Linked DNA regions of Mus musculus: region 2 is linked to region 1. The links are chromatin loops, found by intact Hi-C in ENCODE. Cell type or tissue: left cerebral cortex. All regions are shown on one strand.

Region 1 (8,000 bases):
CAGCTAGCTACAGTGTACTCGCATACATTAAATAAATAAATCTTTTTTTAAAGACCCTTGTTCCTTGGGCTCTATGCCAGCTAGGAGGGTACCACATCTCTCACCTGGCACTTCATCTGGTGTGGCCTCTTGTCACCTGCCACTGAATGAACTTATTTGACTCTCAGACTCTATATCCTCCCCAGAAGTTTTCACTTTCATGTCTTCCCCAAACACCAAGAACCCCTCTTCTCAGCCTGGGCCTACTGGCTCTCTGATGGCACAGTTATGATGAGCTGTTGGCTGACACAACACTTAGAGGGCCAGGGTGGGGTTTCCTGGGTACCCAGTGGGGCATAGGGGAGGTTCACACACCCCTGTGGTCATGATGATAGGGAAGCTGGCTTCTGGAACACCTTCCACGGAGGATTCCTGCATCATTCATTCCTGATGACGCTTTTGGAACATCTTACATCCTGAGAGAACTGTGTCAGACAATATCCAAGTGCCTGACCAGGGACTTTCGTCTCCTGCACAGAATATGGGGTAGCATATAGGGCCAGTTCAACCAGGATGCTTTCTTCACGGGTCAGTCTTACTTGTCTTAAGCACCCCTCTCTTAAGACACCCCTCATCTAAGGCTATTATTATGTTCCTCACCCTTGCCTTGATGTCAGAGCAGAGAACACTGTCTTCTATCCAGGCTTCTAAGGTCCAACTCCACAGAATGGGGATGATGAAGACTAGGGCTGCTGGCACATTTGGCTCGGATAGAGAGGGAGGAGGGAGCATCATGGGATCACTCCTAAGCCTAGAGTGATGATGATAGCTCTACACTGTCTCTAAGTCTTACCACAGGAGGTTCCAGGCATGGCCTTTCAGGGTTCTAGTGTGGAGAGTGCTGGGGAGACACACAGCTGGGTCACATCTTCCCCAGGTCGTTCCCCTCACTGAACCCCTTCTGGGAAACGTAGTTGGGCTATAAGGAGGAATACCTTGAGTGCACAGTATTGGTGGGGAGCGACCCCTTCAAGTGAGTCACCCTGAGCTCAGGTAGATACTTTATGCCCCCGATCCTCTCTACCCTCCTTTCTTCTCTCTCCCTCTTTACTTACCCTCTGTCCTTTTCCATTCCTCTTCCTGTCTCCCTATACTCCTCCGCCCTTTCCTTTTCCTCCACCCTGTCCCTGCCAAGAGCCAGAGGCTGAAGTGCACAGGAGAGAAGCAGGTGGAACATCAGTCTGGCTGCCCTGATGACAGGGTGAGAGCGTTGAGGTTCTCTGCTGGCCTCTGCTTTGGCCTGGCCCCACCCCCTGTCAAGACTGAGGATGACTCAGGGCCCAGCTGACACCTCAGCAGCACGAGTCGCCTAGTGATGGCGGTCTCCCGGCAACGGTCGTCTCCTAGCAATGGGATATTTTCCCCTGGCCCTGGCTGGAGCCAGTGGCTATTTATAGCTCAGCTTCAAATCAATCAGCAGCTGCATTTTAGGCTTGTGTTGGGGGGGGGGGCTTCTCAGCAAATGAAAAACTACAGAGATAGAAACCTCAATGCCCAACCCCCTGAAGTGCCAGGCTAATGGGGTGGGGGGGAGATGTATCCAGAAACCATGGGAATGGCTGGAAACCTGAGACTTCTTGGGAGCTGACGGCTATGATTGTATCCTGGATGAGGTCTCTGTGTTCAAGGGGCTGATGGCTGAACCACCCTGAAACTGCCTAGGTCCAGCTGGGTACAGCAAGGGAAGGCAGTGCTCAGGGGGTAGGTACCATTGATGCACTTTCCTGGTCCCCTGGTGCCCCCACCCATCGTTATTTCCACCTTGCAGCTCCATCCAGCAGGACACACATTTAATCCTGGCTGTAAGGGTCCTGGTGCCACAGGCTCACTAAGGGATACAGGAACGCTCTCAGGTTACCTGTATCTAGCCCCTACCTGGCTTCAAATGTTATCTGCTATCTGTGAAGGGGGCAGTCCTAGGCAGGTGGGAAACTTGTCCCCCCTTTCTCACAAGATCAAGGAGAAACCCAAACTCACCCTCTGTCAGTAGGTCAGATTTCAGGTTATATTTGTGGTTGTGTTTGTTCAAATCTCCATGGTCCTGGAGTCATTGGCTTTCTAATCCCTGTCAACTCTCCTCACTTGTAGCTCTTCCCCGAATAGCCCCAATTGGATGGCCTGTTCATTGGGAACCAGCTGCATGTCTCCCATCAGCTCTCCTGCTGAACGTTTGGGCTGCTTACCCTCCACTCTGCTTAGGGACCAGCATACTGCACATACATTATTGATGTCCTCAACCTGCAAAGGCCTGTGTAACAGGGGACAGTATGGCTGGAGATGGGGTGCCTGAGTGGTGACACTCATAACAACCAAGGCCTCTGTTGTCCCCACTGCATCCACAAGTGCAGTACATGGCCCTGGGGAAGACAGTACAGAAAACAGGTCTCAGTGTGATTTCCAGCCCGGACAACCCCTATGATGGGTAATTTTTGTTGTTAGCATAATATATGTGTGAAGGGAGAATTCAACTGAGGAATTCTCTCCATCAGATTGGCCTGTGAGCATGTCTTTGAGGCATTTAGCTGACTCTGACACTTTAATCTATCTCTCATCTTTCCATCCATCCATCCATCTATCATAGTAATGATCAAATAAAAAGAGACATCTTCCTTCCTTCCTTCCTTCCTTCCTTCTTTCCTTCCTTCTTTCCTTCCTTCTTTCCTTCCTTCTTTTCTTTACTTCTTTCTTGTTTTTTTTTTCTTCTTGTTTTTAGATACAGTCTTTCACTGTGTAGTCCTGGCTGTCCTGGAACTCAGTTCTGTAAACCAGGCTGGCTTTGAACTCTCAGAGATCCACCTGCCTCTGCCTCTGCCTCCTGGGTGCTGGAACTAAAGGTGTGCGCTGCTATCACCCGGTTGCAACTCATTTATTAAGGTAAGGGCACAAAGTCTTGAGACATTCAAGGAAGTCCCCAAGCTTGAGCATAAACAGCTAAAGGTTCTCTGAGATGTGGGGTGCTCTCTCATTCATCCTTCATTTTCCTTCTGGGTATCTAAAAGCACCAGGAGCAGCTCTGTTGGACCCTGAGGCTACTCATGGCTTTCTGGGATCTATACCCATGGGCATCAGACTTCTGCTAGCTAATGATGGTCAAGGGTCCCTTTCCCTGACCAGTGTGAGAAGTGGCACCTGTCTAGAATCTACCATCGTGACAGAATCATTGTTATGGTGCTAGAAGATGAAGATGGGAAGAGTAAGTTTAATAGAGAGACTCCGGTCAGGTGAGTGTTTCTTTCAGACCAAGTTACCCCTTAGTAACCTCTAGCAGTTACCTCTTACTGCTAGGTCTCCTGCCATTGCCCTTGGAGGTTAGGGTCGGACGACTTCAACTCTGAGACTGGCCAGCTCATCCCCATATTACCATTAGAGGGCGCCTGGAGACTACTTTTCTGCCTCAGTGGCTTGCAATGGGAAGTACCAAAGAATTACCAAAGTAGCTGCAATTTCTCAGGCTGGATAGTTGTACTGTGGTTGCCCGAGGTGTCTTGTATCCTCGGTACAGGCCTTGGTGTCTGCTATAATTTCATCAGGCATGTCATATTTTTCTTTTTTTTTTCTTTCTGTTTCCAGATTGATTTTAAAGTTTTAAAATTATAACCACAGAAATCCCCCTGCCCCCGGGACTCCACACTTGAAAACACTTATTTAAAAGGGGTTGGGTAGAGAACTACTTGAATTTACCTGCCTCTGCCTCCTGAGTGCTGGGATTAAAGGCGTGCGCCACCATGCCCGGCTGAATTTACCATTTTTATTTTTGCCATGCCTTTCCATTGAATTTTATTTTATTTTATTTTATTTATTTATTTATTTATTTGTCTTTCAAGATGGAGTTTCTCTGTGTAGCCCTGGCTGTCCTGGAACTCACTCTGTAGACCAGGCTGGCCTGAAATTCACAGAGATCTGCCTGCCTCTGCTTCCTGAGTGCTGGGATTAAAGGAGTGTGTCACCACTGTTTGGCTGAAAATATTGTATTTATGATTTAATTTTTACATTTTTTTTTTACCTTTAGGTGTGTGTGTGTGTGTGTGTGTGTGTGCCCGTGCATGCATGCATGAGAGTGGATTTGCCTGTGGCGACAAGAGGCATCAAATTCCCTGAAGATGGAGTTTCATGCTGTTGTGATCCTCTTGATGTGGGATCTGGGAGCACAGCTTAGGTCCTCTGCAAATGCAGTAACGTGTTCTCAACTGATAAGCCATCTTTCCAGCCCATCTGACTTTGTTATTTATTTTTTTTTTTTTTTATTTTTGTTTTGTTTTCTTAGACAAGGTCTCTATGTCATCCCTGCTGTCTTGAACTTCTCTAAGTAGACCAGGCTGGCTCCAGACTCAGAGATCCTCCTGTTTATGCCTCCTGAGTGCTGGGATTAAAGGTGTGCGCCACTATTTATTACATATTCTATTTGTTTGAAACAGGGTTTCTGAATAGCCCTGGCTGTCCTGGAACTCACTATGTAGCCCAGACTAGCTTTGAACTCACAGAGATCTACTTTTCTCTGCCTCCAAGTGCTGGGATTAAAGGTATGTGTCATTATGCCCCAAATATTACTTATTCTGATAGATTACAAGATCTCATCATATAACCAGAAGGTCTGGAACTCTCTGCAAAGACACCAATCTGACCTAGACTCACAGAAATCCACCTGCCTTTGCCTCTCAATAGCTGCAGCGTCTCAGGTGGCCTCTTATTTATTTATTTATTTATTTATTTATTAGAAATTTTTATTTTATTTTATTATTTATTTATTTAGGTTTTTTTTCAAGGCAGGGTTTCTCTGTATAGCCCTGGCTGTCCTGGAACTCACTTTGTAGACCAGGCTGACCTCAAACTCAGAAATCTGCCTGCCTCTGCCTCCCAAGTGCTGGGATCAAAGGCATGTGCCACCACGCCAGGCACTTTCTACTTTTAAAGGATGTTATTATTGTTGTTGGGTGCTGAGAATGGAATTCAGGGCCTTGCACACCATGGCAACACCTCCTCCCTACCATCCTGACAAATTCTTAACTGTGAACTCCTATAAAGTAAAAAATAAGTTACATACTTCCACTATACAACAGCACAGAATTCATTCTCCTATTCCAAAAGAGAGAGAGATAGGACATGGAAAGAAGATATGATATGAGACCAAAGCAACATCCAAACCCGGACGTCAAGGGTTTACGATAGAATCATCCGGGCTTCATTCTGTTAGAAATAAATTTGAGGTTGCAAAGAAAGAGACCTCCACTCTAACTGAAGTGTCTCAAGAAGGCAAACCTTTACTGCTGACCAAGGAGTGAGCTGCTCACAGCATGGAAGAGGCAACTCAGACAGGGATTGGTTTTTATTCTAACTCAGGTGATGACTGTGTCTTTTCCCCATTGGCTGGGCTCAACCTCACGGTCTTTAGTGATTGGCTAGGTTTGTTTGTTTGTTTGTTTGTCTGTTTGTATTGAGACAGAATTTCTCTGTGTAAAGATCCCTGGCTGTCCTGGAACTCACCATGTAGAGCTAGTTTGCCTCGAACTCACAGCGATCTGCCTTGCCTGTGCCTCAGGAGTGCTGGGATTAAAGTTGTGTGCCACCTTGCTCAGCCCAAGCTTGGTTAGTTTTAAGAGAATCTGTGCAAAGAAAACGAAGGGGTAAAAGATAAACCATTTTAATTCAAGAATATAGTAGGGCCTTTGTGTTTGGTATGGGGGTGGATTAAAACATTTGCATAAAAGTCTACCAAGCTGAGAAAATAAAAAAAATTTGAATTCCTTGCTTTTATAGCATCCCACATTTCTATACTATTTGAGAGAAAAAAGTCATATTTAATGTTATTTATTTATTTACTATTTTACTTATTTATTTATTTCATATATATGAGTATACTGTCACTGTCTTCAGACACACCAGAAGAGGGCATCAGATCCTATTACAGATGGTTGTGAGCCACCATGTGGTTGCTGGGAATTAAACTCAGGACCTCTGGAAGAGCAATCAGTGCTCTTAATCGCTGAGCCATCTCTCCAGCCCATATGTAATGTTTCTTCCAAGAACAGTCACACCACACTGTGTTTACTGATTCATCAGGAAAGTTCTGGTCACTCTCACCTTGTGTCATTTTGACTCTCTGGACTGGGGCAAGGAGCCATCTGAGCCTTCTTATTGGTCAAAGAGGGCCTGGGAGGCAAGGAGAAAGTAGTCAGTGTTTGAAGCTCCTCCCCAGATTGCCAGTGGGATCACTGGATCTCATCTGTCTCTGAGCGCAGGTCCAGGCCAACCGGAAGGGTTTCACTCGGAACCTGGAGGATCCAGAAACAGAGCCCTGGGGGTGGGAGAGAGAGAGAGAGAGAGAGAGAGAGAGAGAGAGAGAGATCCTTGGGGACCTGCCAAGGTTCTTCTTCTATTTTCCATCTCCTCCACCCTCCCTTCGGTCAGATCCAAAGGACAAGCTGCTCCAAGGAAGCTCTTCCCCATTGGGGGGTTTCACAGTGGCTCTATTTTATTTTAAGAGGTTCTCGGGGGGGGGGGGATAGGGGATTTTCAGAGGGGAAACCAGGAAAGGGGATAACATTTGAAATGTAAATAAAGAAAATATCTAATAAAAATATTTTTTTAAAAATGAACAACAAACAAAACAAAACAAAAAAAAGAGGTTCTCATGTAGCCCACACTGTCCTTGAATTCACTATGGAGCCAAGGATGCCCTTGAACATCTGAGCTGCTTCCTTTACTTCCTGCCCGCTGGGATTACAGGCAAGACCCACTACACTCTCAGTTTAACATTATTTTAAAGATCAAAGCCAGGGGTGTATGCCTGTGTGGTAGGTGCTCTATAACCTAGCTACATCCTCAGGCTGCCTGGGATATCTTTCTGATTCCCTTTCGGTTGATCTTGACTGTAGGAATGGCCTGTACTTTGGCACCGGCAGACTACCAGGCTTTGTCAGTCAGGTGGGTCCCTAGGCAGGTCCTCTAGAACGCCTCATTTTTTTCTTAGTATCCATTTAACATTGGAGGAGTGTGTAGTTAGGTCTGAGAATGTATGGTGGCAGAAGGAGATCCACACTACCCACGCTACTCCTTCCAGACCTAGCCAGTATTCTTTCTTTTCCCCAAACCGAAGGTTTGGCCTAGCTCCATGCTCCAGGCCCTCTGTACCCTCCCTTATGAGATGCAGTAACACAGGGGTTTTAATCTCTTTTCCTTAAGTACCAGCAGCAGGATACCAGTGTTCAGATTTTGGCTGCAGACTCTACTACTTCTCTTACAAAGTCCCACTGCCCCGAGGTCCACTGAAGGTAAGGGGTGGACAGCCTTCCAGATTCCAGTCGACAGCGAACCCCACCAACCCACCAAACGTTCCTATTGGGGATCTCCAAATGGGGAAACAGGAGCGCTTTCTACATCAACCCTGCCTTGGACCGAGCTCCCGCCTTGAGCCCGCCCCACCCCCTCGAGGGTGCTGCAATTGGAGGAAAGTTCTGCGGCTTGTGGCGATTGGTCCGAGAGCAAAGGCCCCGCCCCCTAGCCCCGGAGCTCAGAGGGGGCAGCGGCGAGGGGTCGCCGGTTGTGGGGACGCGCCGGGCCGGGCAGCCGCGCCGCGGGCTGCTCGCGCTGCGGCCCCGACCCTCCCGGGGCAGCAGTCCGAGGCCCCGGCGCGTCCCCTAACCATGCTGGTAGCCACGCTTCTTTGCGCGCTCTGTTGCGGCCTCCTGGCCGCGTCCGCTCACGCTGGCTACTCGGAAGACCGCTGCAGCTGGAGGGGCAGGTACCAGGAGGGACTGCGGGGAGGGTTGTGGGTTTATTTATTTATTTATTTTATTTTATTTACTTCTTGGGTTGGAGGGTTCCCTCCCACTTGGAACTGAGGAAACGCAGACTTCAATGTCCTGTTACACAGAGTAGAAGCAGATGTTGGTAGCCGCGGGAAAAGGGATGAGCGGGCTAGGGAACGAGGGTCACCCACCTGAGAACCACCGTCCTGTCCCCAG
Region 2 (8,000 bases), 320 kb after region 1:
GGGCAGCCATGACTGCTGGCTACTGATGACAGCTCACACCAGCTCAGCACCTAGTGGACACAGAGGCCCCTCTGGGGGCAGCTGCTGTCACCCATTGTCAGCTGCAGTGACTCAGTCAGAGGAGGTGTGAAGACAGAGCCCTAGTGACTGAATCACCTTGTGTCAGGCCCTGCAGGCCCCCTTACTGGAGCGTCTCTGCTTGACCTGGCTGATGAAAACAGTCGAGAATTCTCCCTGAAAGAAGTAAGTAGCTAGTGCCAGGGCTGGAGCCTTCTCTGTGGTCTTCTAGGAAAGATGGCAACCTAGGTCTGAGCATTGGTCTCTGGAACAAATGGGCTTTCACAGCAACTCAGCAGGACCAGGTGCAACCCCTATAGCAGAAAAGACAGTGACATCAGTGAGGGATAGTACTGGCCCCAGTCACCTCTAGCCCCCAGAGTCCCTCTCTCTGTGACACCCTCACTGGTCCCTAAGAAGATATGCCCTCTGATGGGGTAACCTGGGACTCTCCCAGTTGGTAAAGTATGTAGGAGAAGAGCCTTTCCAGGAGTTGAAGGCTAGGGAGCAGTATGGGGTTTTCAAGTCTCTATCTGCTGGGGCGTGGGGGGCAGGGCTGTCTCTCTGGTCAGGGGACAGACGTATGTGTCTATGGATGCTGAGCAGAGGGGTCAGCATTCAGGGTGACTCAGTGAACAGGACATCGAGTCTCAGGCCAGAAATAGCTCTGGCTGAGAGCAGCCACCAGCATCACCGTGACGACAGGGTGTCATGGCCCCCAGCGGTAGATGTCCTGCTGTGCCAGGGAAAAACTATGCACACGCTTTGCCGTCCCTTGCCCAGAAGCCTGCAAAGGTTTGCTCTCTATGGTACAGCACTGGGAGCCTGGAAGCTTGTGCCAGAGAGGGCAGCTGGGGTGCCCAGGCATCAGAGACTTAGCAACTTAACACTCTATGAATAACACCCTCCCCCTCCCCCCATAGAGGTGATCAGTAGTCCAGGAAGGTGATGGGGTAACTTAGCAGAGATAACTTGGTGAGCATCAGAAGTTTGTCCAGGCCCCCAGTTCAGGGCATGGACTAAGTGACAGGAGGAGGGGCCTGAGGCCACGTGCACAAAGACAGACCCCACAGCAGCCAGTTCAAGGCAGAATGGGTAATAGGTCCATAGTTAGAGCCATAGGATCAATTCTTGGTTTCCAAGAGAGTGACCATGTGGTCCAGACAGGTGGCTCACTAGGCAAGGAGACCTGTGTGGTTGGAGGGAAGCTGAGGGGCAACCCAGGTAAGGCAGGGCAGCCTGTATCCAGGCTCAGCCATTCAGTGTTCTAGATGGAACACAGGGTTGACTCTGAGACACTGGGGTCCCTTGATGGTCACATGGGGCTGGGGAAGCTGGCCATGGCCCTTTCTTTCCACTTCTCCTCCAACAGGTCATGCCCGCCTGCTATGGAATCCTCTCCTTCAGCCATAACAGTTCTTAGCATTGCCAACAGAGAAGCTGTGAACGCTTATGTGTGACCCTCACGATCGGAGCTGCTGACTTTCCTCATCAAAGGAGAGGGTGGGAGGGTTCCACACTCCTCAACAGTGACCTCAGCCCTTCCTTCCTACCCCTTCGTGTCAGCTGTGTGCAGTCTCAGTGGCTCAGGAGATGTTAGAGTATATAGAACATCAGGGTTACCTCGGGGATGGAGTGGTGTGAGGTGGCAGCTGTGCAGGGGTGAGATGGTTCAGTGATGCAGCTGTTGGGGTGAGGGTGTGCCCACGTGGCTGTAAGTAACCCCTCACCCATGTTCTGTAGGTAAAGCCATTTAACATACTCATTGCCTTGACAAGCTAGAACTGGGTGGATCCATACTTTGGTCTGTGGTTAGTGCCCTATACAGGGGTGGGGGGGAAGCAGCAGAGAGAGGGTGGGGTGGGGAGAGGAGAGAAAGTGTCCTCCAAACCCCCAGGAAAAGTTCAAGCAATCCAACACTTGTCCCATAGACATCCCTGGACAGCACAGCCCTTGGGAGAGCACCTGTGTTTCCTCTTTCAACTTTAAACCATGGACCCAGATGGGGCAGATGGCGTTACATGGCAGTCTCCTTAGCTTGGACATGACCACTGCTATCTTGAATCACTCAGCCTGAGACTCTTGAGATCCAGCCTATGGGCTGACTCTCGGAGGGGGAAGTCTCAGAGGTCCTCATGGCAAACTGCCGTCCTCCAGAGGAGGTAGAGCTTGGCTGGGGTGGTGTTGGAGGAATCTTTGGGTTTTTGAGAGCTATCCATGCTGCTGGTGGGACACTTTAGTGGTGCAGTTGCCCATAAGCTGCCCAAGGAAACTCCAGATGGTATACCTGCCTTAGGGTACCGACAGGTACCCACAAGTAATACGGTAAATTCCCCAGCTCACTAAGCTGGACTTGGCCGGACCCCTTTCTTTGGTCTGTCAGTGCCTGCACCTAGCTGGACTGACTAGAGTCTTCTCATGAAAGGTCATGTGGCAGAAGGACATCCCAAGGCAGACAGACGACCCTCCTGCTTGCTGTGGTAGCTTGGAATCCTTGCTCTGTTATCTCCCTATGCCTGGGACATGGAGTCAGAGGGGTTCTCCTGGAGTAAGCTACAGGGATCTCTAGCAAAGAAATGGCTGCTTGTGTCTGGATGGTCTCACAGTGGCAGCAGCTTCCTCATTACCTTGTGGTCACCAGCTTCACCTGAAGAAATCAGACCCTAGGGGTAAGGCTCACTTGCATGGCCCAGGTGTCTGAGGCCACAGGTGGGGGGTTTAATCTCCTAGCTCTTTGGGGTGTGAGCATGAGGGGCCAGAGGCCCTCCTCACCTTGCTTTCTCCAGTTATAAAATGGCAGGGCCCACCGTGGTGGGGTAACACATGGCATACTTAAAAGAGTGACCAGCTGCCCTGCCTTCAAGTCTGTGCACCATCCCACTGCTAGACCACCATCCTTGGGGAGTCAGAGGCAGCCTGCCTGCTCTGCTGATGGGAGCAAACAGAATGGCCTCGATGGAGACTGAGAGGCCGCCTCACCTCTCAATCATCCAGGAAGCTCAGATTGATCCTCTTCCTGGATGGTTTCTACTTCCCTGGGAGAGGCCAGGGGCAAGTGGGCAGCTCGAGTGCCCTTCAGCCTCTGCTCCTAGCCTCTCACCTATAAGGTATCGGGGTGCAGGCCCACAGGTGTCATGTACCCCTAAACCTATCCTATGGCAGCAGTACCCGGGGCACATTTTTAACGGCACCCCAAAGAGCAGGCACAGCTTTCTGGCTGTCGCTGTGGTGACCAACAACAGTAACAAGTGGCATGGTTTCCGTGGTGACATGTCCTCTGAATAGTGTAATGAAGGGAGGACCCGATGTCTCACCCACCCCTGACTGCAGGGGCTGAAGAGAAAGGATAAAGGCTACGGCAACGAAGGCCCGGGACTGGGGTTGTCTGGCAGGTAGGTGCTGGTGGCAGGGTCCTAGGCTGACCTTTCTGTCTGAACTGGGCCACTCTTTCAGGGACCACACATCTTCTCAGGAAGCTGATAAGAGCCCACTGCATACACATCCTCCCAAGGGAACCAAGGACAATGTGTCCAGGGAATTGAAGAGCCTGATCCAGGTAAACTCCAGAGTAGATGAGAAACCACCCCATCAGCCCAATATGGTTACATTCTCCCCTGGTCCAGAACTAGCACCGTGGTGTCTGCTGTGAAATCCAGGCTGCCACCTCCAGGAAGCCCTGTCTGTCCTCAATTGTCCCCACACAGCTGTCCCACATCCCTCTCCAGGCTTTGATTTCCAGGAACACTCTGATGTCTGTAAAACCCACCTCTCCAGATGTTGACCTGCAAGGAGCATGGGGACACGTGGCAATTTCCCCTGGAGCAGATATCACCAGACAGGGGAGCAGGGGCCAGAATGGGGTCTGGTGTCTATCTATGTGTGGGTAGCTTGTGGTGGTGGCGGCATATAACTCCCCTCCCTTCCCCCAACAGTCCAGGACAAGAAACAAGTCCCCCTACCCCTGAGTCACAGTCACAGGGTTTAACGCCCCTCCTGGCTCCATCCTGGGAGCCCTGGACAGTGAGCAGTGCTGAGTTTGGGGGGGGGGAGTAGTTGGGTGTGATTGGGGTGGGGTTCTGCCTGGATAATTTCTCTGAGTGGGGCTGACTGCAGGAGAGCCATTGTCATCAAAGGGAGGTGAGCCAAGCCTCAGGCCTGGGAGATAAAAGGGAGAGAGAACAATGCACTATGCCCAACAGACACACAAGTCCCTCGAACTGCTGGTGACATAGGAGAAACCAGGCTTGGTGGGGCTCTAAGTGGGGCTGTGGGGGAGTACCTGGCCTCACCTGGACAGACCATTTCCCCTGAAGTGTGGAAGATGATAGGCTCTTGGACAAAGCCTGGCTGTGTCAGTTCTGAAATACCTGTCCAACCGAAAGCCTCTTCACCCTGCCCCACGCCACTCTAGGCGGAAAACTAAAGAGCTCTTTATTTGAATGAAGCAGTGAGGCCAGGTGCCAGCCCCAGTCACTGGTAGCCAGCCAGCTGGAGGACACTGGGGTAGCGGTTGCGGTGGGTCATACACTTCTGGCGGTCGATAAAGAGGCTGTTGGTCTTGACTGCGATGTCCTTCTCCAGACTCATGCGTGAATCCTCCAGGTTCCGCAGTGCCTGCTCCGCATCCTGAAGCTTCTCCTTTAACGCTCTGAGGGACATGTTCAACTCCTCCACCTCGCTCAGCAACCTGCAAGGAAAGGAACAGTAAGCTGGGGGAGAGACAAAGGAAAGGGCAGTGACGCTACAGAGGATCCCAACAGGCTTACACAGACTCCACCAAAGTGGCAAATGTTGCAAAAATTCCTGGGAACTTGCATGGGTTAAAAAGGCCCTCGTTTCTAGTCCAAAGAGGGCCTCCCTCAGCTGCGCTGAAGCAGGGAAAGGGAGTCTTGAAACACTGCCACCTTGTGGCGAAAATAAGCAATGGCATCCTGAAAACTGATTTATAGAACAAAATTACGGTAGAGGAAGAAGGAAGAAGACAGACGCTTATGCTTAGAAGGGCATACTGGAATTGCCCTGCCAGGCTTCCCTGCCCTGTGGCCTCATGAATCTTAGGTTTCCAGACTCTAGGCTTCTTCCAGGAAGGCAAAGCATCCCAGAGTGTTGCACAGGATCCTGTGCTGTTTCTGACACTCAAAACCCCTCCAGAGCCCTCCCCACAAGCACTATGTCTGCTCATATGTAGGACTGATCCTGCAGGAGGGGCTCATGGTAGCCTCAAGTACTGAGTAAGACTAAAGGGCCTCAAGGATGACCCCAGCCTTCCAGGGCTGCTCAAACAGCAAGCAGTACCTGAACTGGGCATTGTCCCGGCACAACTCCACATTGGGCCGGTGTGACCGCTGGTAAAGGCGAGTCTGGGCCACACGCAGAGGGGCCTCCTTGTCCTTGATGGCCTGCTTCAAGGCTGCAATCTGGTGTTCCTGGTCTGTGATCTCCGTCAGGGTCTGTAAGGGCAGTATGTGAACCTGAGGCTGCCTCAAATTCTGGAGCAAACAGGGCACCTGCCTATCCTAACCCAGCATGTGGGATGGGCTAAACCAGTTGCCCTTAGTCTCCCAGCCTTGACAAGACACTCTGAGTCCTCCGCCTGTGTCCAGGGGCAGCCCTGTACAAGGCTCTCAGCGGGTCTCATGAGTCGGGGCAGTCTGTTTGCTCTCTAATGCTGGCTACAAAAGTCAGGTCTTAGAGGCTAGATAGGCCACAACGGGAATTTAGAAGCAGGACCCCAAAACCACTCTCTGCTCCCATACTATCTTCTTCCCAACCCCATAGCACACAGCTCCTGCTGGTCAGCAGTGGAGGTGCCAGAAGATCACTCCCCAAAACTGCTTTTACATCAAATCAGAGAATCTACAGAAGTGTATGGATGTCTGCTTCAGGGTGAGCTGGTCACAGAAGGACTCTTGAAGCCAAGTGGTGACTTAAGCAAAGTGGATAGCAACCCTGGTCCCTGTGGATAAGGGAACCCAAGTCCTAGGCAAGGGATGGGCGTGGCTTGAGTGGGGTCCGAGCACGAGAAGGAGACATGCACAGATGTGAGTAGGTGTATCCTAAGCATGGGATGGGCTCGCTGGTAGGCGTGTCCTGATGTGCTCAAACAAGTGGGCGTGTCCAAAGGCGGGCGAGCCCTGCGCTCCCACCTTTCGAAGGTGGTACTGCAGCTTCTGGAGTGAGTCGTCCAGCTCTTGGCAGCGGCTTGAGAAAGCCGAGTTCACTGCATCGCACTGTAGCCGCAGGTCCTCGGCCGTATCCCGCAAGATGCAGTCAATTAACTTCCGCAGGTTAACCGAGGCTAGCCGCTCGCGCTCGGCTCGAAGCAGGTTGTCGTGATTGAACTTGGCCCACGTCTCGGGCGTGGAAGCACTGAGGGTGGAAGTTGCGGCCTGGTCAGGGTGTAGTCACACAGAGACTCCCGCACTGTCAGCGATCCCCAGTGTACCCCGGATTCCTCCCTCACACCGATATACCGAGGTTCTCCCATGCCTCTAGAGATCCTTTGCTTGCCCTCTACTGGTCACGAGCAGAAACGCTTTCCAGGCCACCCACAGGGCACTAGCCCTGTGTGAATTGTGGGTGCCAGGCACTTGAGTAAGGGGCTTTCCAGTTAGTCCACCCCAACAGCAGACAGAGGTTCCCCAGGAGAGCTGGGCCAGGTTCTCGTGGGGGCAGGAGTCCTTCCTCAGATTTTGGAAGTAGAGCGGAGAGTGGCAGGGACAAACGGGTTACAGAGCCTAGAATCCTACCTCTCCTCGAACTTGCTGGAATGCGGATAGAACTGCACCTGGGTGCTCTCATTGGTGTAGCGGGAGCAGGTATCGTCAATGTTGTAGACTTCCACTTTGTCCGACCAGTTCATCTCACACGACTCCTTATGCTCCCTGTTCAGCCTGGAGGGCATGAGGGGGGGGGGCGGGGTTTAGGGCTCACTGTGTGCCAGGGAGCCCTGGGAAGCAGGCCCCATTTCAGCTCCAGTTTGTGCTCAGACAGCCTTCCATGGCCAGCAGTGCCCAGGTTCCAGAGCAAAAGTGGAGATGGTTGTATTCGCTGAGCAGAGCCTGCATTCCACTAGCTAAGATTTGGAAGCCTTCTGACCTCTCAGCCACAGTGTCAGGTCCCTACCTGTCCTGCCTCCACCTCAGACCAGCCTTGGGGACAGAGTCCAGCCCTCGGGTCCCTCAGGGGCTGCTGTGACCCACCGTATCTGGTCCACGGCTTGTCCTATCGTCCTCTTCAGGAGTTCCTGGATGTTCCTGATCAGCTCGGTTTCCTGGAAATGAGACCGGTCCTCTCTGAGCAACCCTGCTCAGAGACTCGGGGACTCAGCAGGAGCCAAGGTATGGACCTCACCAGCATTGACTTTTTGCCTTAATCTCTGTCCCCCCTCCACCCCCAGAAAAAGGTTCAGCCCTTGTGTGCGACGTTCACTCCGGGTAGTGTTAGCATGTTGCAAGTGAGTGTCTCCTCTAAAGGGTATCTTTTTGCTGTTGGGTCACCTAAGACAGCTGTCCAGACTCTGGGATCATCCCCAAAACTCCCACAGTTTCCTGAGGAGCATACCAGCCTTATATCGAGCTCTATACTGCCTCTGAGGAACTCAAGCCCACGGGACATCAGATGCCCTCTGTCTGCCCACTTCCCACCAAGAATAGGTAGGAAACTCTAAGTTTCCTTTAACCCCAACATTTTCTGGGTGCCAGGATTATCTTGTGCTCAAACCCACCTGGGCCATGATCTCCAGTGTCCAGTGTCCTCGGTCCCTCTCCCATCTCTGCACCCACTGGCCGAAGTGGGCAAGGCCTAGGGGTAGGACAGGAGTTCTCTGGGGCCCCAGCCTGGCGGTTTATTCCCCAGCTCCATCATTCATCCTTGCCCATGGGCCTGAGGCTACCACAGGAGGCGCCAGCTCTGAGGAATTCCCAGTTGTGTGGCACCCAGGC

What was found. Hi-C counts contacts between places; a loop is a spot of excess contacts. Peaks named below come from ENCODE experiments on the same cell type or tissue, not always from the same donor. Only the 100,000 strongest peaks of a DNase experiment are listed, where the experiment ranks them.
Region 2: a loop joins it to region 1, with 11 times the contacts of the local background. A loop is called at or near these places in 12 of 42 quality-filtered maps.

The regions. Positions count from the first base shown.
Region 1 is chr17:25,796,642-25,804,641 of GRCm38, reverse strand. It overlaps Metrn (meteorin, glial cell differentiation regulator), which reads left to right and starts at 7,597. Exons shown (of 4, transcript NM_133719.2): 1 at 7,597-7,777. The coding sequence starts at 7,680. In left cerebral cortex, a CTCF peak has its summit at 3,394 (motif pointing right); DNase peaks (open chromatin) are centred at 1,354, 3,417, 7,087 and 7,472; H3K4me3 peaks cover 1,154 bases; H3K27ac peaks cover 2,962 bases.
Region 2 is chr17:25,473,066-25,481,065 of GRCm38, reverse strand. Tekt4 (tektin 4) reads right to left here. Exons shown (of 6, transcript NM_027951.1): 2 at 7,260-7,330; 3 at 6,807-6,950; 4 at 6,204-6,426; 5 at 5,353-5,507; 6 at 4,472-4,744. The coding sequence ends at 4,528. Among named protein-coding and RNA genes, the nearest start is that of Tekt4, 5.5 kb to the right of the region's middle. In left cerebral cortex, CTCF peaks have their summits at 4,970 (motif pointing left), 6,348 and 6,562 (motif pointing left); DNase peaks (open chromatin) are centred at 4,551, 4,956, 6,188 and 6,566; H3K4me3 peaks cover 510 bases.